Linked DNA regions of Homo sapiens: all the other regions are linked to region 2. Evidence: chromatin loops called from intact Hi-C (ENCODE). Cell type or tissue: endothelial cell of umbilical vein. All regions are shown on one strand. Links, peaks and the distances in the headings refer to the core of each region. The heading gives the core; the rest is flanking DNA. Region 1 overlaps ANKS1B (ankyrin repeat and sterile alpha motif domain containing 1B). Region 2 overlaps NR1H4 (nuclear receptor subfamily 1 group H member 4). Region 3 has its middle 54 kb from the start of ANO4. Region 4 has its middle 98 kb from the start of GAS2L3.

Region 1 (5,858 bases), core at 560-5,559, 1.5 Mb after region 2:
TGTCTCTATTAAACATGCTGTTTCCTCCAACTTGTGGAACATATGGAATACAGTTACAGTTACTGGTTTAATATCTTTGTCTTCTAATTGTAACACCTGTGTCAGTTTAGGTTTGGGTTTTATTGATTTTTCTCCTTGCTGTTTTTTTGCATGTCTGGTAATTTTTATTACACGCCAGACATTATGAATTTTACCTTGTTGGATGCTGGATTTTTTTTTTATTCCTACAGATATTTTTGGGTATTGCTCTGGGATACAGGAAAATTCTTTGAATAGTCTTTGATCTTTCAGGTCTTGCTTTTAAGGTTAGGCAAGGCAGAGTATTGTTTAGTCTATTGACAATACTTCCCCACCACGAGGGCAATACCCTTCTGAGTACTTGACCAATGCTCTTTGAATTTCAGGGCTTCCCAATTTGAATAGTTTTCAAATCTCAGTTTTACCAGTCCAGTTTGAACTTTAAAGACTATTCCTACTCATCTTTTCAGCTGGTTTTTCATTTGATTTTATACCATTTCCTCACATGCATGTACTGATCAGAACTCCCTGCTCTCTAATACTCTGCCTGGCAAACTCTAGCCACGCTAGTCTACCTGGATTCTCTGCTTCATCTTTTCTATTTAAGGAGTCTTGCAGACTCCTTCTGAATTCTTCCTTTCTGCTGCATGGCCTAGAAATTCTCTCAGGGGCAATTGCAGGCAAATGCAACTCATTTTGTTTGTTTTCCATCTCTCAGGGATCACTGTCCTTCAATGCCTCATGCCCGTTGCCTTGAAAACCATTGTTTAATATATTCATCTGGACTTTTAGTTGTGTCCATTGGAAAGATAAATCTAGCCCCCGTTATTCCATCTTGGCCAGAAGCAAGAGTTCATGCTACTTATGTTAATCCCTGTAGGTGAGGGCCCCATATCTAAAACAATTGAATTGAAATCTTTCGTGTTGGCACCTGGGTATCAGGAGGTCTTAAAAGCTCCTCAAGTGATTTTCATGTGCAGCCTGTTTTGCAAACTACTGCAACCAGTGGTTAGAGGGAGTCACTAAAGGATTTTAATAAGCGGAATGACCTGATCAGAAGCAGTAGATAGGGACCAGCAGCAGACACACTTAAGAAGGAAGAGCTGGCTGTGAGGGAAGAAGGAGCTGACTCAGCCAGTTCTGCTACACAGCTATTTCTAGCCATGAATGTATTAGGTGGGGCAGCAAAAAAAATTAATTTTTTAAAAAACACATGTGCCTCCATAGAACCTGAGGGTATCTACTGAATTAGAAGTTCATAAATATAGTAAATTTTTGTAATTATAACCCATGTATCAAGAAGAGAGTAGATTACAGTCAGTTTTCAAAGGAGGCAAGGGCAAATATAATACATTTCAGAAATGCTTTTCAACAGTGGCTAAAGCTGCTTCCGTTTGACCCTTAAAAGACTAAGCTTCCATTATTTGAAAATTTTACTTACTGTTTATAAAGCAAAGAGTAGGACATACAGTGTGTGTGTCAGGGTTTCAAATGTGCCCTCTCTTCTTTCATCTTTAGCTTGGAATCAGGTCACTTGACTTTGAATCTTATATCCGCCCCTCGGTATGTTGACCTTAAAAAAAGTCACTTACCCCCTCTGGGACTCAGTTTCTCATTTGTAAATAGAGGATAAAAAATACCTGCCCTGCTGGCTTCATGGGTTTCCTGTGAGACTCAAAATCAAATAAGAGCTTTCTATGATCCATCCCTTTCTCTTCTCCTCCTATTTTATTTGTCTTTTGCCTCTCTATGTTTTTTGTACTTCCCCAGATCCCTCCCCCAGAGTTACGCTGGGAGCTGGTCCCTTGGAGCCTATTTTCACAGCTTAGTTGCCATCTGCTTCTCCCAGCCAGAACTTACCTTGGGTGCATAGATAGCCCTGCTTGATATGCTAACTCTAGTTCCAGGATTTACTGCTCAGATGCTGTCCTCCCTCATTCCCATCTCCAACCCCATTCACCTGCCCTGGACTCTCAGCTTCCCAGTATGCCCAGGAGATAACATTTTCCCCTACCAGCCTTGTCCAAACCCTCATGGCTTACTCCTGCTGAAAGTCTTTCCGCTCCTGGACTTTGTAAATGTGAGAGGGAAAGACTCTCTCAGCTTTGTGTAACAACTGTCAGGGTGAATTAGCTTTTTTTCCCTGTATTTTGCCCACTTACCTTTTTTCCTGTATCTTGCTAATTTGGCATGAAGATTTTTGTTCTTTAAAGTATTTTCTTGAGATATTTAGGGCAGAGCCTGTTGCTAAAAAAAAAAAATTTTAATCCAGCTATATTTCTGTTAAAGTATGGTAAACTGCCTCTGTGCTTCCAAGAGCTTTGAGAGGGGAAATATTCTAGTAGATTATTATATAGTATAGAAAATACAAAAGCAAAAGTACTCCATATTCACAAATACATACACGAAATGCAAATAAACACTGTTCATGCCACTGTAGTGGAGAAATACTTTTGGTCTTAAGAGAAGATCTCAGATAATACTGAAAAGATAAACCTCTGCTCTCTTAAGACAGATGAAAGGAAAGCCAGATAGATTTTTTTTACCTGGAGAAAAACTATTGAGAATTTTGAAAACTAACATACACGGTGCCATGGCAGAGATTGATCATAAAGATTCAAAGTAAATTATAATGGTTAACACTATCACTGAGGTAGGTGTATAAGATTCGTATAAGCCATCATGGTGTATAAGCCATTACAGAAATAATTAGATGCTAGAGAAGAGAAGTAATAATGAGTTAGGTGATTTTATAGCTTGGGATTTATATCTGTTCTAAAGATGTCTTAGGGTGGCTTAGAGTTTTAGTTTACCTATTTTTGTAAAGAAATGTATTATGCTAAATTGGAAATCAGTGGTCTGAAAATCTTTTTGAACTTAAGGAAAGAGCTATTACCTTGAGCCTCAGAAAGCACACAAATTCTTTGCTTACAAGCCTTATGCCTGGCACCCTGCTGCCATCTGGTGGCAGCATACCTGAAGTCCAGGGCAAGTTACTGAACCCTAAAGCAATTTCTTAAATGCAGAAACTAACTGCAAAACAGAAATTATTCACTGCCAGTTTTGTATTAATCCCTGCTTCTGGAATTAATCTATAAATGAGTCAAGAGAGTTTTATTTTTGTAGATATTCAGGCAAACACTACATTCAAATAACATATAACTAAAACTATTTAACAAAATGGGGAAAACCCTCTACTGTGTATTCCACAAATTAGATTAATTTGAATAACAGTGTCCTTTTAAATATGCATATATTCTCTAGGAGAGTATTTTTTACCTTTTTATATGTTTTATGGAATAGCTACCTTAAAACATGACTATGATCTTTTTTAAAAAAATACTGCATAGAGTTGTGGGGATAAAAATATAAGTATTTTAGTCTTTACCCTCAAAAAATTTCCAGATTAATGCGGAAGACAACCATCTACATGAGTGGTATGGAGAGAAATATTAGGGGTAAACCCAGTATGAAAGTGGGTATCTATATCCCAAATGGGAACACAAGGTCTTCTCCTAATTAGGTGGTAGAAGTAGGCAGCAGAACAGGTAGAATGGAGAATCCAAAGAGTAAATGGCAGGCAGCCGTGGCTAAAAGCAGTCTTCCAAGATTTAGAAGACTGGTTGTAGAATCTCTGCTTTTCTAAAAGCACTTTGGTCAAGTCACTTAAACTTCTCTAAGCTTCAATTTCCTTGCCTCTGAAATTTGGATAATAGCATTATATCTGTCTGCTAGATATTGTTGTCAGGATTCAATAAGATAATCTAATAAAGCATTTTATACAATGCTTTGCAAATAGCATTCAATTTTTTGCTTAAAGGAGGGCAAATGGAGGGGCAGCTTCCAAGTTCCTAAGATTTATGGGAAGCATTATCAGTTATCCATTGCCTCAACAATGCTATGGAACAAGCTGTCTGAAAATGAAGTGGCTTAAAGCGATAGACATTTGTTTAGCTGAGCTTACAGTTTGTGGGTCAGCGATTTAGGCTGGGCTTGGCTGCAAATTTCTTCTGATCTCATCTGGCTCCCTCACATCTGGCAGTTGGCTCTAGTCTTCTGGCATATGAGAGTTGACTGACCTGGGGTGGTCTCAGCTGAAACAGCTGGGACTCCCTGTGCCCCACTCTCTAGTATGCTATCGCAGACATGTCTTCATAACAAAGAAAGAAACAAACAAACAAAAATGAGCAAGCGCTTTTTTACACCTCTACTTACATCACATCTGCCAACACTTGGCCAAAGGAAGCTATATGGAAAACTCAAAATCAGCTTGGGAGGGGAGGATATAGTTCACCTCTCAATAGGAGCAACTGCAAAATCACACGGTAAATAGCTTGAGAGTAGGGAAGGGTGAAGAAATGGGACCATTACTGCAATCAGTGCACCCCAGAGATTTTGGGGGGGTTGTTTTATTTTGGTGTTTTATGGGTTTTTTTGTTTTATTTTGTTTTGTTTTGTTTTGTTGTTGTTGTTTCGAGACAGGGTCTCACTTGTCACCCAGGCTAGAGTGCAGTGGTGCAATCAAGTTTCACTGCATCCTCAACCTTCCAGGCTCAGGCAGTGCTCCCTTCTCAGCCTCCCAAGTAGCTGGGACTAGGCGCACACCACCACACCTGACTAATTTATTTTTATTATTTGTAGAGACGGTGTTTCCTTATGTTACCTAGGCTTGTTGTGAACTCCTGGGCTCAAGTGATCCTCCTATGTAGGCATCCCAAAGTGCTGGGATTACAGGCATGAGTCAATGTGCCTGGCCCACAAAGGTTTTAATTAGAGAAAAGAAGAGAGATTTTAGAATTATGGATGATCTTATTATTGTTTGTAAGCCCCCACTCAAAATATGTGAAATCAAAACCATCTCAGAAAATCTAAGATGATCAATGGGGGCTCACCGGGGGGAAAAAAATGACCTGGATAGGGTACCATGCAAGGAGGCCTAAATGTATGGAAAACTGGGGGACAGGAACCCCAACCAATATTCAGTAATTGGAGAATGATAGATGATAAACACACTGTGTGATCATGGAATTGCTAGATATATAAAAAGCTGGAAAATTGTTTATTGAACTCATTGACCATCAAACTCAGCTATTTTAGAAAATTAAATTGCAAAGTATCTGTCTAATGAAAAATCATTTTCGTGCCTTGCTCAAATATTTGTTGCACATCCACTCTTCGCTCAGAGTGGGTGTGCAACCAATATTTTTTCATTGAATTTGATTCCTTAGGTTACTTGACTCCTCTAGATGAGCACAGGGAATAATAGTAGTAACAATAATGGGAATTTGTTTTAGTAACTCTTCCTTTATCTTCCCCTTCGTTAATTGTCAATCTTGCTCAAGAATTTTTTCTCAAACCTCCTTTCCCCAGTGTTATGTTCTTGGACAGGTTTCAGCTAGCAGACTCAAAGTAGATGGCTGCCAAGTACAGGTCTTTATCCCTGAGGTCCAGGCTCTCAACTCACAACGTCATCTCAAGTGTATTATTCGCATTCTCTTGCTCAGTGAACAAGAGGTGCTATGGAGTCATGGAGGAGACTGGGGACTCGGAGCTAGACTGCGGGGATTTGGATCCTGGCTATGCCTTTGCTATCATGATTATTAACCACAATCAGCCCCATCAGGGCATAGATTATTTTGTTGACTCCTGTATCCCCAGCTCCTAGAACAGTTTCTAGCACACCGGAGGTGGCAAATAAATACCTGTTGATTGACCTAAAGACACTTTTGTGTGAGAGTGTTCTAAGTCTGACATATATGTCATATATACATCATATATCCTGATATATTTCCCCTCACCTGAACCCTATGAGATGCACACTGTTGCCATTCCCATTTTAC
Region 2 (5,858 bases), core at 526-5,525:
GGCCAAGATGCTATCTCTAAAAACAAAAACAAAAACAAAAAAAACAGACTTCTTAGTGCCACTTCTGTGCATTGCTTTATTCCACAAGAGCCATTGGATGGAGAATCGTGGTGACAGAAAAACAAAACAAAACCAACACAAAAACCTGTGATGTGACTTATGGATTAATTGAGATGAGGATGTTTCCTGGGATTGGTCCAGATGAGAATAGACTGCTCCATTTCTTCCAAACCAGATCCAGAGTTAAAGAGCTTTGGCTGAGCAAACCAGAATAAACTTTGATTCCAGACGCTAAAGAGTACAATTATCATCTAAGGTATACTTACCAGAAAGCCTAAATTCTCACTGTTAGAAGAGTATCATAAGTGAAATAACTCAGAAGCAGAAAATCAAATACCGCATGTCCTCACTGAACAATGGATACACATGGACATACAAATGGAAATAATAGACACTGGCAACTCCAAAAGGCAGGAGGGTGGGATGAAGGTGAGGGTTGAAAGATTACCTATTGGGTACAATGTTCACTATTTGGATGAGGGATGCGTTCACCAGAAGTCCAAATCACATCATTACACAATATATCCATGTGAAATAGTTTGGATGTTTTTTGCCTCTAAATCTCATGTTGAAATGTAATCCTCAGTGTTGGAGATGGGGCCTGGTGGAAGGTGTTTGGGTCATTGGGGTAGACCCCTCATGAATGGCTTGGTGCCCTCCCCATGGTAATGAATGAGTTCTTACTTTATTAGTTACTGTGAAATATGAATGTTTAAAAGAGCCTAGCATCTCTCTTTCTCCCTGTCTCACCATGTGACATGCCTGCTCCCCCTTCACCTTCCACCATGAGTAAAAGCTCCCTGGGGCTTCCCCAGAAGCTGAGCAGATGCTGGTGTCATGCTTGCACAGCCTGCAGAACCATGAACCAAATAAACCTCTTTCCTTTATAAATTACCCAGTCTCAGGTATTCCTTTATAGCAATGCAAAACAGACTAACGCACCATGTAACAAACCTGCACATGTACCTCCTGAATCTAAAATAAAATGTAAAAAAAATTAAAATAAAATGAATACAAAAAGGAAAAAAATTACTTCTAACATGCATGGACACAGCTCTCATTTTTCTCTATCTTACAGTGATGCAAATGGTAGTAAAAGATCCCGAAGTATGCTAGGATTTCTTCTTTTCAATAATTACACCCATCCCTTCCGTAGATATTTTTCAAATATATAAACGAATTTGATTCTGTACAACAATCCTGTGCAGGAAGTACTGATAAGCCAGTATTACTATCCCCATTTCAGACTTGAGAAAGTAAGGCTCAGAATGGGTAATCTGAGTTGACTAAGTTTACTGGCATAATAAATGGAAAACCCAAGTCTACATTATCTGAATCTTGATCCAACACACATTCCCAAATTGCCTTTGGTGAAACATATATACATGCCACGAGACAGGCCTCTCAGGCAGCTGTAATCATGGGTAACCTGCTTTAAGAAAATCTTAGCTACAAACATTTAGATGAAATAATGGGTAAATAATAAAGGAAGGTGATGAATTATTTTGTACTTTAAAAGAGAGTTGTTTTTTGTTTTTTGTTTTTTTTTTCTTTGAGACGGAGTTTCACTCTTGTTGCCCAGGCTGGAGAGCAATGGCACGGTCTAGGCTCACCGCAAACTCCGCCTCCCAGGTTCAAGCAATTCTTTTGCCTCAGTCTCCCGAGTAGCTGGGATTACAGGCATGCACCACCATGCCCAGCTAATTTTATATTTTTAGTAGATACGGGGTTTCTCCATGTTGGTCAGGCTGGTCTCGAACTCCCGACCTCAGGTGATCCACCCGCCTCAGCCTCTCAAAGTGCTGGGATTACAGACATGAGCCACCGCACCCAGCCTATAAAGAGAATTATACGATTTATTTAATTTTTTTGGATTTAAATTTTGAGCACAATAAATGTTTAAATATTTTTTAAAAAACAGTCTTCCCAAATTAAATCCTTGCCGTTTTCCTCTCTGGTCAAAATACCACCCTCTGCTCCCCTTTGACTTTGATTTTTTAATTGACCCCAGTGGACTCTATTAACAACAATGTCTTTGTTGAGCAATTTGGGGATTACATCATGTGGAAGATTGCCCTTTATCCAGCTGTTACAGAATGAACTAAATACCCATGACCCAACTAGATACAACTTAAAGTGCAGAGGATTGGAGAATGTGAGCCTGGAGAATACCAGTCCTGGCTTCCAGCAAACCTAGTGGTTAAGAGGTCATAAGCTAGCTCTGAGTTTGAAACCAAACTCCACGACTTGGTCTTGGGACATTACTTAAATTTTTTAAGACTTCATTTTCTCATCTGTGAAATGTTGTCACGTGTAATATAATGTGTACTCCATATAACAGTAGTGTTATATGAGATATATAGAGAGTGCTTAGCACAATTCCAGGTTCATAGTAAATCCTCAATAAATGTCAGAGTAGATAATTATAATAGTAGCTATTATTATCATTATTCAGGAGAACTGAATCAACACATTAGTCCATCTTAATTTCAGTTCATCTTAAGTCTTAGATTAAACGTGTGAACTTTTGTCTTTACAAAGCCATGTAGGTTTTAAAAAACCAACAAATTCTGCAAATTACTGGGGATAAATACAAACTGGCTGATCAGTGATTTGCTTCAGTATTTTTCCAGGTATTAAAGCTAAACTAAGTTCTCTATTTTCTTGGTAAGGCTGTTCTTTTTCATCTTCAAAAAAATGTCAATCTTTATGCTTTCTTCAGCATTCAGAGACTACACTCCTCAGTTGTGGTTACCTAAAATAATAATTTATGGCTATGCCATTAAATTAAATAGTACATGAAGATTTAGGGATATTCAAGACAGCTGATTTGAAAATATTAAAATTTTTAGAAATTTCTTTGATTACCAAATTTCCTATTTCATTTGCCTTTCTAAATCCCCACACACCCTCCAGAGATGTTGCCTCCATTAGCTATCTAATTACAATTGATAACATTTGGGGAAAATAAGGTTAAAGTTTTTAAAATGATTATTTCATCTTGTGCATGTTGTAAAAGCCAAGAGTGAATATAGAGAAAATGTAAAAAAGAAATAATGGGAGAGTTAAAAAATAATTTTCCTACAAGATAGATAAATATAAATCTACTTTTGGAATTAGAGTCAACAATCAGAGTTAACCATGCCAACATAAACAAAGGGCTTGTGAACCAGCAATTTCTAACACTGGAGATGTAACACTAACATCATCCTGAAGGGGACAGCCTTTTCCTGTTTTCCTGCTTCCTTCTTCCTGGAGAATTGCTTAAAATTTGCTTCATTTTCGCTTGAATGACCAATTACCTGATTTTTGGTCACAAGGGGGGGCTATTTTCTAACTTAACTACCAAAGACTTTGCCATGGAAAAGTCTGAAAATGCAAAAATAATGTTATGTTTCTGCTCCTGTTTCCTATTTGTTTTCCCTTTTTTAAAAAGAGGTCTGTGATTAATAAATTATGTTCAATGATCAGAAATATTCTTTGAGAGAATAACCATTTGATAGAATTAACACTATACTGCTTTAGGTGTTTTAAATGTTAAAAGTTTTTATTTCCTAATTAGCTTTCTAGTCGTAATTGGGAACAAAAATGAAGCAGGTGTGTGTGTGTGTGTGTGTGTGTGTGTGTGTTATTTACAAGTATGCATATTACACTAGACATATATCCTAGTATCTTAAATACCTCTATATGACTTATTCTGATGACGTCCTCAAGATGGACTGAGCATCTGGTTAAAAATGATACTATTTCCTTAAAACCATGTAACTTGAAACTTTTCTAGAAATGACATCACTCCATAGCACAGAGGTCAAGGTATAAATCCCTGACACGGCACACAAAGCCACATCTGCCTTCTGCTTTCCTTTCAAACTAATCTCTCAGCAGCCCAATAGTTTCCCTAGGAACTAATAACACCGATTCATCTAAGGCTCCTAAAGCTGATTCAGCTTGTTGCCTGCACAGGCTCCCTTCCCCCTCCCTGCCCCATGGCCATACACTATGGTAGAGGCAAATCCCAGCTCCAGCCCAAGGTCCAGCCACTGTTGGTCTCATTTCCCACATCAGAGGTTGGTGTAGTTAGGGACAGCAGTGAAATTTGGGCCCATGAGACTAAAGGGGAGTCTACTGGGAAGTTCCTAAGAAAGATTTCCATACTGAGGAAGACAGCATTTCTTTTTCCTTTGACCAGTGTTGTGCCCAGACATAGTGCCTAGCACTGCTGTGGCCATTAGATGACCAGGAGGAGAACCAGCCTGTGGGGAAGGTCAATACGCCAAGGATAGCAAAGCAGAAAGATGAGATGGATCTGTGTTTCCGATGGTGGGTTCTGCCCCTAAATTAACCAATTCTGCTGTCACCCTTCCTCTGGGTTTCTTGTTTGAGCTCATACATTTTCTTACTTTTTTAGGCCATAATGAGTTTATTTTCTGTAGCTATCGGCCAAGAGCATTCTGACAGCTCCCCTAACAAGTGGGATACACTTTTTATGTCTTCATGCTTTTTCCTGAAATACAAGGCAGGATCCCTGTTAGACTAAGGCACCCCATCCATGGTTCAAGGCCAAGTTCAAATTTTGCTTCCTCTATGGAGCTTTCCCTGTCACAGAGAAGCAGAATTAGTTACTTCCTTTTCTAGGTTCAGTTCTATTGCAACTTATCACAATTCATATCTCTCCTTCTCACTGGAGTGTGAAATACCATATACATTTTATAAGAGTGGGAATCGGCCGGGCGCAGTGACTCACACCTGTAATCCCAGCACTTTGGGAGGCCAAGGCGGGCGGATCACAAGGTCAAGAGATCAAGACCATCCTGGCTAACACGGTGAAACCCCATCTCTACTAAAAATACAACAAATTAGCTAGGTGTGGTGGCACGCGCCTGTAGTCCCAGCTACTCAGGAGGCTGAGGCAGGAGAATTGCTTGAACCCGAGAGACGGAGGTTGCAGCGAGCTAAGATCGCTGCACTGCACTCTAGCCTGGGTGACAGAGCGAGACTCCGTCTCAAAAAAAAAAGAAGAGTGGGAATCAGTTACTGTTATCTCCAGTGGCTGCCATGCTGCCTGACCCATAAAGGGTGCTCCATAGATTTTTTTTTTTTTATGACAGAATCTGGCTATGTCACCCAGGCTGGAGTGCAGTGGCACAATCATAACCCACTGCAGCCTTGGCCTCCTGGGGGCTCAAGCAGTTCTCCTGCCTCAGTCTCTTGAGTGGCTAGGACTACAGGTATGCACCACCACATCCAGACATTTTATTTTTTGTAGAGACAGGGACTTGCTATGTATTCTAGGCCGGTCTCGAACTCCTGGTCTTAAGCAATCCTTCCACCTTGGCCTCCTTAAATGTTGGGATTATGGGAGTGAGCCACTGTGACTGGCCAGATATTTCTTATTCACCTCTGCATCTCTAATAACTAGCATCCTTCTGAAGACATAATAGGAGATTAATAAATGCATGTTAAATCAGGCAGTAGTATGTTTTCGTAGTTCTTTATGATGAAGGTGACATAGTTGTGAGATGTGATGGGGACAAGGGATGCCATTAAGGCAATGGACATATTCTTGTGGTGCTAAGAGATTGGACTATGTCCTCTATTTCAACTGCTAAACTTTCCCCAGGGAGTCATTTGTGCCATACTCTTGGTCCTAAGTAAACAGCTGCCATCAAACTAGCAATTCAAAAAAGAACTACTTTAAGTATAAAATATTTAATTTAAAATATATAATACATGATATGCTTCCCATTAGTCCTAGTGGCTAAAAACTATCCGGCCTAATTAGGTCTCACCAGGGCTTA
Region 3 (5,858 bases), core at 474-5,473, 190 kb before region 2:
AAAACTACCTATGAGGTACTGTGCTCACTACCTGGGTGATTAAATAATTTGTATAACAAACCCAAGCGAAATGCAATTTGGCCATGTAGCAAACCTGCACGTGTACTCCCAAACCTAAAATAAAAATTGGAAGGAAATAAAGTGACAATAGTTTTACTCTTTTTCTATGACACTTACTAAGCAAGAAGGAGTTATTTCCATTTTAATTTTTAAAATACCTTTCATGCCTTATTTTTGTCCTCAAAATATTTCTTGATTTAACCAGAATTCTTACAGTATATCCCAAAGTCCAGTATCTAGTAGCAACTTTTTGAAGTGTAAAGTTTCTAATTACTTTTCTCTTAAACCAAAGCTTATAAATTATTTGTAATGAATTTAATATCAATTGAATACTATCATCATTTACTTTTTTAAAAATTGTGTGTCAAACCTACTAAAAGTATCTGAGATAGAGATCATTTCCAAGCTTTCCTCCTATGGTTGTCTCAAATTTACCTTCTTTTAATTGAAGAAATAATTTAATAATATATTCTGCATTCAGTGTATTTGTACTAATATTTTAGATATATATTTTAAAATATTTTAATACTATTAGTATTTTAATAATATATTAATTAAATAATTTAAAACAAAAACATATGTGATCACGTCTTGTGAAATCATCTATCTTAACACCACACTGAATCAGAATGCTTGCCTTACTTGTCTGCCTCCTCCACTAGACTCTGAGCTCCTGAGATAGAGGTGATGCCTTACTTAATTTTCTCTCCCAAGGACTTATCACAATACATAACATGGAGTGGTAACTTAGTGTATATTGGATGGATGAATGGGTGAGTGGATGGATGGATAGATGGATGGACCAAGCTGGACACTGGAAACAGTTTTTCTGTCATAAGGAAGAACTACATTCAGGACCACTATGCAGTTTCACAAGTTGTTCACTGCACAAGGTGACAAGCAGGGTTAAGTAAAGTCTAATACAAGAGAATCTACTATAGAAGTTAGTCACACAATGAAGGGAAAGAATGATGGAATAGGATGGTGACAATAGCGAACACAGCTAAATAAAATGAGAGCTCAAGAAGCTCTAGTCATTTAGTTAGTGTTCTGCTATTAAGCATTCTTTCTAGGACTGCAGAATGGTGGGATTTATAAAATGGAAAAATGATTTTATAATGTGTTTGGGAAATTCTTAAACATAAGAAAATTCTCACAATCCATGAATAATTGTATAGTTATATTGTGCCTAAAACTTGTCAGCTCCTCTATATCAGTCCAAAAGTTTATAGAGAAGAGAGATAGCTTAGAATTGTGAAGGGATGTCTGGCAAAGTCTGGAATTTGTAGGGTATCCTAGTATAGCTGAACTGACTTATCTCACCTCAGAGTTTTCTTTTAACTAGCAAAAGAAGCAAAAAATTAAGTATAAATGAGTAATAAAACTGTATTTTTTAAACAAAATGAAATTAACTTTATTCTTTAAAACACAAATAAAAAGAAAGGAAACTATAAGCTTTCACACAAAAATACATATTAAAATCAACAATTTGTTCTAAAAAATCAAATAAATGTAATAATTGGCCTACACATAGTCATTGTCGAGACTTACAAAAACTATACCAGCATCTATAACTTTCTATGATAAAATGATTATCACATGCTTGTGTAGTATATATTTGGATGTCCAGGCTTACTTTGTTAGGATACTAATAGTAAGAATAATAATAAGCAGTTGCTTGGAACAAATCAATATTTTATTGCTAATGGAAAGTCCCCAGGAATGAAGAGAATTATAGGCTTTTGTTTGTGAAAACCTCCAAGTTAAACACAGAAACCTTTATCCAAAAATCAGATTGACTCTGAGTATAGTGCTCTATGGAGGAGAAAAAAAGTCAACTAAGGGAACCATGATAAAATGTTAATCTGGCAGCTGCCATTTCACACCCCTCTTTGCCAAAAAATGCCATAAGCTTTCAGCTACCCTGGGTTAATATATAAAGGAGGTACTTTATATATTAACTTCTGATTTTATTAAACTAAAGCAAGAAGAGTCAGCTTTCCTTCACAATAAAAGCAAAACCCAGAAAATTTTAAACTTACTATACAGAAACATTTTCAAGCCCCAGATAGTGATTTCTTTCCGCTGTCAAACTGACCTTCAACAAGGACAGTCAGAAAGATGATTACTTTTGCCATGTGCAGAACTGATGGTATGCAAATGTTCCCCAGTGCTCTTCATTACCAATCCCTGATATTTCAATTCAGCCATTTGACTAAAGAGCCTTTGGAGGGGGTCCTCCAGGTATGTTTGTGAACCGCAGGAATCAAAATCCCAGGAAGGAAAAGCCTGCCAAATGCAGATTGCTGAAGCTCACCCTGTGCCATGGACACAGCATCCCCTGGGGTAAGACCCAGGAATCTTCATTTTTAACAAGTGCAGTGCTGATTCTTAACCTTTAGTGAAGTCTGCAATCTACTGCTTTAAAGATTAGTTTTGATAATCTGGAACTTCTGCAACCTCAGCATCTTACCTCTAGGTGGCAGCATCTATAAATTGTTGAGTGTCGTGGTATCCCAACATTCAAAGATTTATTTCCAGAACCAGAATTACACATTGGATTTGGCTGACTAAACCATTACCTCTAAGTGCTGTATCTATAGAAGGAAAACATGGCAGGATAGATTTTGCATAATTTAAACCTCCAACTCAGATTTTAGAAATAAAAACAATTAACTGGCCATCCTTGCATGGCCATTTCTGCAGCTATTTCCAGTGTGATATAAGCGATAAATTTTAAGGCAGGATGTTGTAAGCATTCTTCTTGCCCTGACTGTTTAACTCATGACTTCCAAGGATCACATAGATCAGCAGTCAGCAAACATTTTCTATAAAGGGCCAGATAATAAATATTTCAGCGTTTGCAAGAGTACAATTACTCAACTCTGCCACTGTTATGTGAAAACAGCCATAGACAATACAGAAATGAATCAGTGTGGCTGTGTCCCAGGAAAACCTTATATATAAATACTGAAATGTGAATTTTATGTAACTTTCATGTGTATCAAAATATTGTTTAAAAACTTTTTTTCCAACCATTTAAAAATGTAAAAACTATTCTTAGTTCTCGGGCTGTACAAAAACAGGTAGCCAGCCAGATTTGGCAGTAGTTTGCAGACCCCTGAAATAGATCAATTTGGTGGAGCAACATGAATTGATATTAACTACGGTATTCAAAGATGACTTTTTGATGACTTTTTTGAATACACGAGTTTAGTCCAAGATAGATATCTTGTCACTAAATAGAGCATTCAATAAATTAAAGCCATATGACATATCTTGAAATTCTGATTCAGAGTTGATTTCTAGATAACATTTTACCAAACAGAACTAGCACTTAGGTCAAATATTTCTATACACATTCAACCTTCCTTCTGGTATAGCAAAGCTATTAAAGGCCAGTGAGAGCTGGGCATGGTGGTGTGCGTGCCTGTAGTCCCAGCTACTCAGGAGGCTGAGGTGGGAGGGATTGCTTGAGGCCAGGAGTTCGATACCAGCCTGGACAACAAAGTGAGACCCCATCTCATTAAAAAGAAAAGCCAGTATGAACATAGAGGTATTGTTGGGGTCCATCATATCACACAAGCAGAAATACAAATGCAATTTATTCAGCAGGCAAATGCATGAAGGAATCTTATACACACCCAGTCCCGAATCTCCAACAGGAAGCCAACACTTACCTGTTGTGTCTTGACTCAGGGTTTCCTGGCTGCTACTGCTGTAAGAAGGCACTGGAGTGATAGACAGTGAGGCTGGACAGGACAAAGGTGTGGCCTGGTCAGTCTTGCGGGTGAAGGATCGGTGGTACACAGGGATGCCTGCATCTTTGGAGACGAAGAGAGGCAGATCTGATGGGAGGGTTGGTCTGCCTTGTACGTATGGATTTTTCCAGTGGGTAAGCCCAATTGCCACAGGCCCCGCAACGTCATAACCTGGTGAGATAAACATATTAGGTGAGTGGCAGCAATCAAAGCCATATAGTGTGCTTATTTTCATACTTCCCCAAAATCTTAGCTGTTAGTCAAACCAAATACCATTTGAGCTAAGAATGCATGTTCATAATAAACAGGCAGGCATCATCCCTCTTGATGGCTCTTGTTCACTTAATCAACTTATGTTTATTAAGCGCATGCTAAGTGCCCACTCTGCCTTCAAGGAGCTCAGAGTCCAATCAATAAAGGAAATAAGACCTGTGTTCATAATAAAAAAAATTACTTAAGGCCTACTATAAGATAGAAACTGCAGAACTGATCTAGAATCCTCACAGCAATTGTACAAGGGGACTATCACAATTTCAGTTTTACAGATGAGAAAACTGGATCTCAACCTGGCCTACATCAAGTTCCAGAGGCAGAACTTCAGCACAGATTTGACTCCAAAATCTATGTTCTTTCCCATAAACTACAACTAACTACAGTACAAAGCAAGATGAAAGAAACCATTTTAAAGTAGATCAGAAACTGCTCCTCAGGAGTTCAGGGGAGGGAGGCTTTCTAGGGATAGGGTCTGAGACATGGGGAAGGTAACATGAATTTGGACAAACCTGGGGAATATTATGCTAAGTGAAATAACAGAAAATAAGTTTATGATCTCACTTATACACAAAATTTTTACATATATAAACTTTTATATATATATAAATTATAAGGATTAATTTACATTAAATTATAAAGATTTTATATATATACAAATTATATATACATAAAGATTTAGATATATATAAAGATTTAGATATATATATAAAGATTTAGAGATTATATATATATAAAGATTTAGATATATATAAACAAAGAGTGGACCGGTGATTACCAGGAGCAAGGAGGATCAGAAGACGTAAGTAAAAAAGTACCAAGTTGTAATTAAGTTATGTAATATGAATAAGTCTAGAGATTTAATATACAGCATGAGAACTAGAGTTAATAACTTCATCTTGTGTGAACTGGAAATTTGCTAACAGTAGATTTTAGGTGCTCTTACCACACACATGTTAAAAAAGGTAACTGTGATATGATGGTCATGTCAAGTTGCTTGACTGTAGTAATCATTTCACTATGTATACCAAGACATTATGTTGTGCACCTTAAATATATGCGGTTAAATATATAAATATATAGTATCTGATTCATCATAAACACTTAATAAATAAATATATGTTCTTTTTCCAAAAAAATAAAAAGTCTCTAAGGAACTCTGGACTCTCTAAGATTTCAGGTTTTAGCATTTCTTATATAAAATTATAGCTAATTTATAGCATATATTTAATTTTGAAAAAATATAGTTCACACAGCTAACAAGTCTTTTTTGTTTAGGAAATTTCTACATCATTTACTCTGAAAATGGAGTTCATTAGCAAATATTTTAATCTGCATTATTGATATAAACGAGCTATGACAAGATCTGCATAATTATGATGGAATATAAATAGATGAGTCTCAATTTAAAAGCAACAATGAAGCCACAGTATTTTGAAGAGACAACCATCCAAGAGAACAGCTGATACCCACGGGGCAAAGAATAGAAATGTCACATTGGCAGCATTGATAGCCTGCTCATCCTCCCTCACCCACCATCATGTCCCCTCTTGGGGAGGGAGGCAGGAATAGGGGTCTCAATTCCCACTGAACCCAAAATTGTGAAGAAAGAGAAAGAACACCCCAAATTGTAAGCTGTCTTGAGAAAAAATAATGTTAACTATGTGGTTCTTAAATCTCTCATACATGGCTAAAATGGGAATTTATCTAGAAAATAAGGAGCTAATCGAGTATCTCATGGATAAACAGAATAGTTTTAGGAGGAGT
Region 4 (5,858 bases), core at 277-5,276, 120 kb before region 2:
ACCTTGGTGTTTGTTAAATGTTGTTCAAGTGGCTGTAACATTCAGTCACTGCTTTTTTTTGGATAGAAATCGCCTGCTGATGATGATGGATGATGGTTAAATCTACATGGACTTACTTACATGCCAAGAATGTGCTAAGAGCTTTACAAATTTTCGTTTAATTCTTGCAACAACCCTATGAGTTAAATATTAATGTCCTCATTTTTATTTAACTGAAATACCTAAGGACTAAAAAGGTACAGGAAGAAAACTAGTTTTAGATCACCTAGGTAACTACTAACCAGAAGAGCTAGGATACACACCAGGATCTAACCAATCCACAGTACAATGCTGCCCTTAGCCACTGTGCTATTTCTAGTGGGAGAAGGGTCAGTATTATTCATTAACTAGCATAAACTCTAGCCAGATTTAGGAGATACATTTATTTCTAGGCAAAGAGTATTTATCTATCAATCTATCTATCTATCTGTCTATCTATCTATCTATCTATCTATCATCTATTCACTCATTGACACAGACTGTTCCTTTTTCCTGGAATATTATACTGCTCTCTCTTTATTTATGGAGCTAACCTCCTTATCATCCATCAAGTCTCATTTTTAAGTTTCACATCCTAGCCTGACCTAGTGTCTTATCTCTGCACCCTCATGGTACACTGCCTATCCTAGCCAGGGGTGGCTCTATGTTTTGTGGGCCTGACGCATGAAGTACAGTCATTGAGAATGACTTAAAGGGTAAGCAAAGGTAGAAACTCAGGGTAACTAGAACTTAACGCGCATTTCCTCTTCAGGTTTTGGTTTTTCTGAAATGCTCGATAAAGCATCATCACAGCCCTATATTGCTTTGTGCTTAATCCAAGTATTTGGGTTTTATTTCTCCAGGATATGATATCATCTCACCTTGGTAGATAGATCAAAGTTCAAACAATTTAAAACTCTAATTGCTGTAATTCAGATTTGAGTTGCTGAGCTTTATATTCAGCACCCCTAAAAGTTGTATCCCCAATAGAAAAGTGGGAGCAAACAGTGCTGACCCAACCTGAGGCTCTAATTGCCAGCACCTGCCATTATAGTTTCAGTGGTCAGCTTAATTTGCAATGTGTAATTATTCGAGCTATTTTTGCTTATACAGACTTTGTTGAAATCAGGTCATGACAAATATTGTACTGTATTAACCGATACTAAAACTTAGGGATGCTTTTTTCTTGCACACAGTAACAGGAACTCAGCAAGATGTTATTAGCCACATCTTACCTGTAAGAGAACTGAAGCTGAGAGGTATGATCTCCTAAAGCCACACAAGCTAGTGAAAAGCAGAACAAACCAGGTTGATTACAAAGTGAGTGTCTTTTGTAGTGTGCCACCCCAGAATCAAATCAGAAAAAAACCCCAAATCTTATGGCTTCAGCAATCACATTAGAGATTTACATTTCTGTGTACAAATTAGTCTTACTAGAGTAGAATACATTTAACACGGACAATAAGTATAATCAATATTTCTGCACGTGGTATTTCTAAAAAGCCTGCATTGGAGCTACCTGGGTATTATTGCTTCCTATTTACTTCACTTTGTTGCCAATCATGGAATTGACCTGCTATTGATACAAGTGAGCAGATGAATACCTTGAAACATTTTGTGAATTTAGGTGTGGTCATTCCTCTTGTTAATATTTCAGCTCAAACCAGAATCTTTGCTTACAAATCCCAAGACATTTCTAAAGTTAACTCTAGATTCTTGGTCCTCAGTGGGAATTGAAGTATAGCTAAGAGTTGACCTTCAAAGTCCCTTTATGATTCCTGGATGCTGGTTGAGGGCACCATGGCGTTAAACCAGGCTTCCTCCAAATTCTCCTTCTCTGTCAATTAAGTGAAACAGCCCTGTGTCATTTCTCATTTCCCCTCTTCTGTGGCACAAGCCATTTATCATCTGAATAAGTGGACTTGAAATTACAGATGGCACCTATGCCCCCTTTCTCCCTCTACCCCAGGGCACACTTCTTGGGAGTAAAACAGAGACAATGGGCTTACATTGACAGTAGGAAGACATATTTCCTTTACATCTCTCCCACCATCCCTTCATTACTATATGGTCATGAGTCCATCTTAACATTTCTCCCAATTATTTCTGGAAAATCAGGGTTGGGGAGCTCATGGGCTCACCAGTTCAAGCTCCTATGCTATCATCTGATAGCCACCATGGAGGTCTTTGGGGAGGTCTCAGGCTCACCAAGCTGCACCAGCACAGTACTCCCGCTGGTGTCCACCAGAGGGCACTGGCTCCCATGGAGGCTATGGGTCCCACCAGAGCTGCACCCAGGGCCCTCCCTGTGGCCCACCACTGCGGCCACCTCCCTACTGCACCCTCTAGAGTCCCACCCTGCAGCTGCTCTGTTAGGAGGGAGGAAAGTTTCTTTCTGTGCCTTTTAGCCCCCGCCCCACACCAAGTGTAGCCCAAAGGAAAGCTGACTTGTGTTCAGATACTCACAGATGTGAGATGTGTGAGAGCAGCTGTTAGTTTTTACTCGTAGCGCCTCCTCTAGGCTTCGGATGAGAGTGCCTGGGAGCTGGGCTGCACTATACGCAAACCACTCCTCCTGCCTGGACATTGTTGTTGGACTGAATTGTGTGCCTTGATCTCTGTCCTTAGGATGAACTCTTCCAGGAGAATCTAATAGCTCTTTAAGCAAAGAGACTGCTGCTAGGCCCACCCACCAGTCCCTGCCCTATGCAAGTGAATCCTAGCAGGGGAAGAGATTACTCTGCAACTAAGACCCTTGGAATTGCAGTACAGTGAAATCACCTGCTTCCAGCCCTCAACTCCAAAACATCTAGGATGATTGACCTCCACAAAGCAAGCCCAGCACTTTCTCCCGACTTGAGGCAGATTTTTCAGGCATGAAAGGTCACAGCTGCACCCTCACTCCCATTCCAACCCCACCAAGGAGTTGGCAGAAAGTCCAGGCCAGCTGAAAACCCAGCCGTGGGATAGCCTGCTCCAGCCAGCAACTGTGTGTCACCTCCACTGATCTCCTGGGCCTGAGCAAGTCAGGATATATGTCAGCTCCCACCTGGGGTGGCTACTTCTTAATGTTGCTGAGGTCCTTAGAGCAGGAGCCAAGAAAAATGCAGCAATTGTGAGACTCTGCAATTCTGGAATCTCTGTTAAATGCTTGAGTTGTGAAGGTGCAAACATAAACCTCATTATCTCTTTTCTGGGAATTTTGCTTTTCCAAAAGAGTATTTGCCACTAGCCCCTTTGACAGCGGCAAACATAAGGATATTGTGGGTTCTGACAGAACAAATTTCCTTCTGGAAATAGTTGCAGAAAGAGGACAAAGGAGGCCAAAATGAGTGCAAGTGGGTAGCAAAAACTCAACATACCAACCCCAGTGTTGTTCCCTGCCACCTCCTCCCCCTGCTTGCACTTCAGCTTGAGTTGGGAATGCCTGCTGCCAAAAGTGCCAGTGCAGTTAAATGCTGCTTAGCCTCACCAGTGGCTTCTCTCTCACTTGGAGAAATAATAACTAGTCAAATGCTGAAGATCCTCCAGGCATATTAATGATCTGTTCATGTTGTTTATAGGACAAATGGAATGACTATAACCAAGATGCTGACAGTGAGTGATGATTACTATCTGACAAAGCACTATTCTCAGTAAAGTCTGGTTTTCATCTGGGGAGACTGAGGGAAAATTCAAAGGCGCAAAGCAAATGGCAGAAGCCTGGCAGATTTTTGTACCGGTTTCTAACATTCATGGATTCCCTAGCATGCTCCAGGCACTGTGAAGTGGTTACTTAGTTATCTCCTTAATCTACACAACAGGTACCTCTGAAGTGAGTACTGTGATCCTTACCTATAGCCAAAGAACCCTGGTAACTTATCTAGGCTTCCACAGTGGCAAAGAAAAATATCCCTAAGGGATTCTGACCAAGTCCTTAAATCATTAGCACCATTGGTCAAGACTCAGTTGCAAGAGACAGAAACCCAGCTCAACGTATGCACCATCTAACTAACTTCAGGCATGGCTAGATCCATGGATCTAACCATGTCACATGCACTAACTCCATCTCTCCTCATTGATCTTTTTATCTCAGTTTGCCACAGCTTCATTCTGTGTGTGTCGTAAACTTTATTCTCTTCTGCAGCAGAGCTTCCCCTTATACAATCGGGAAGCTGAACACAAATAGTTCCAGCCAACATTATCATTTATCTCATGATCCCAGAGGAAGAGAGAGCCTTTCTTTTTCAGAATCCATGTGTAATCTCTCAGGGGAGATGCTGGCTCCATTCAGGTCACATTGCATCTATCCTTAAACCAGTCACCACAGTGGGGAGTTGAGTCCCGTGACTGACAGCCCACTGAGATCACATGAAGAGCGAAGCAGTGTCTCTGTGAAAGGAAGGTTACTGGACAAAACCCAGATGCCTATTAGAAGCAATTTAATAGAACTAATTGGGACTTAACTTAGATGGAGTCCCTTATGAACTTGGGTCTGCCAGTTTTCATGGGATTAATTTCTTTTTGTTTTACAATCTCTCGTGTGTGGGATATACTTGTTAAAATGGGATCAGAAGAACACACCAGGAAGCCCCAACCAGGTTTGTGTGTGTGTTAGAATTAATTTTAAAGTGAGTGGCTAGCAGTTTTCTTTCTAGAATAAAACTGGCCTGGACACTCCAAAAATGGTCATTTCATAAAAGGAAAAAAAGAAAATAACGCTGAGGAACCACACCAGATTAAGGAGACTCAAGAATCATGACAACTAAATACAGTCTGTGATCTTTTTTATTAGATCCTGGATTTAAAACTGTATATTAAAATGGCATTATTGTGACAATTTTTCAATCTTAGTATCTCTAGGTTAGATAATGATATTTCATTAATGTCACATTTCCTGAGTGAGACTGTGGTTATATGGAAGAATGTCCTTGTTATTAAGGGGCACATGCTGCAGTATTGGCGGATGAAGAGTCGATTATGCAACTAATTTTCAAATGGCTCAGAAAAAGATATATACACACAGATATAAGGAGAGAAAAAATAGAAACTATAGCAAAATATTAAGAATTGATGAATCCAGGTGAAAGGTATATGGGTGTTCATTATAACACTGTACTATTCTTGTAACACTTCTCTAGATTTCAAATTTTTCTAAATACAACATTGACGAGAAAAGAAAAAATTAAGGTACAGCCTCATAACAATCTAAAATTTAACTCCCCCACCCATAACGCAGAAAGTAAAGTCCAAAAAATTCAATCGTGTAAATGTGAGGTCATTTAGTGCCAGGCTAGTTACGTGACTGAGGATTTAACAGCCAGGGTTGCAGGAGTCCAAACTGTCCAGGTCCACTGCTGCTGGCGCCACCTGGTGGCAGTTATCCGCTGAAGGCTGGGGATTTGTTCTGGGTCCTATTGGTAGTGATGCCAGGAATCTGCAGGTGGTAGCACCCCTTTCCTCAATCAGATCCAGGAGCTTGCCCAGGAGTATTCCGACAACAAGGAGACCCACCCTCTTGTTTCCTGCTTTCCAAGAAGGGTTGCAGGTCGTGGGCAGGGGTCGAGGTGAAACACTCTGGGTCTAGTCCACGTGGGAAGCACTGGCATCCAGCACCTGCTGCGATAGCAGGCGGCGGGCTCTGCCACTCTGCCTGCAACAAAGTCCCTGGCTATGGAAACCTAATGACCACTAGTTCAATGAGGAAGTGCTTGGAAGAGTTTGATGCAGTTGCCTGTATCAAATCATGGCTGAGAGGGGAACATCACTTTGTCAGTGCAGCAAGGTCAGAAGAAAGATCACACTACTAATTTTTAAAAGTCAACAAACAGTTGAGAGACTATTAAAATTATTGGATACAT

The links. A loop is a pair of places that touch in the nucleus more often than their neighbours do. Peaks named below come from ENCODE experiments on the same cell type or tissue, not always from the same donor. Only the 100,000 strongest peaks of a DNase experiment are listed, where the experiment ranks them.
Region 1: it touches region 2 in a loop (39-fold over the local background); 7 of 110 quality-filtered maps call a loop at or near these places.
Region 3: a loop joins it to region 2, with 2.2 times the contacts of the local background. A loop is called at or near these places in 6 of 110 quality-filtered maps.
Region 4: a loop joins it to region 2, with 7 times the contacts of the local background. A loop is called at or near these places in 2 of 110 quality-filtered maps.

What each region holds. Positions count from the first base shown.
Region 1 is chr12:99,040,635-99,046,492 of GRCh38, reverse strand. All of the region lies in intron 17 of ANKS1B (ankyrin repeat and sterile alpha motif domain containing 1B), which reads left to right. Among named protein-coding and RNA genes, the nearest start is that of APAF1, 400 kb to the right of the region's middle. In endothelial cell of umbilical vein, for the core only: a CTCF peak has its summit at 2,980 (motif pointing left); a DNase peak (open chromatin) is centred at 2,952.
Region 2 is chr12:100,552,224-100,558,081 of GRCh38, reverse strand. All of the region lies in intron 9 of NR1H4 (nuclear receptor subfamily 1 group H member 4), which reads right to left. Among named protein-coding and RNA genes, the nearest start is that of GAS2L3, 19 kb to the left of the region's middle. In endothelial cell of umbilical vein, for the core only: a CTCF peak has its summit at 3,300; a DNase peak (open chromatin) is centred at 3,291.
Region 3 is chr12:100,737,988-100,743,845 of GRCh38, reverse strand. It overlaps a transcript of ANO4 not described here. Among named protein-coding and RNA genes, the nearest start is that of ANO4, 54 kb to the left of the region's middle. In endothelial cell of umbilical vein, for the core only: a CTCF peak has its summit at 2,539 (motif pointing right); a DNase peak (open chromatin) is centred at 2,555.
Region 4 is chr12:100,668,626-100,674,483 of GRCh38, reverse strand. No RefSeq gene overlaps it. Among named protein-coding and RNA genes, the nearest start is that of GAS2L3, 98 kb to the right of the region's middle. In endothelial cell of umbilical vein, for the core only: a CTCF peak has its summit at 2,244 (motif pointing right); no DNase peak of the experiment used is centred there; H3K27me3 peaks cover 787 bases.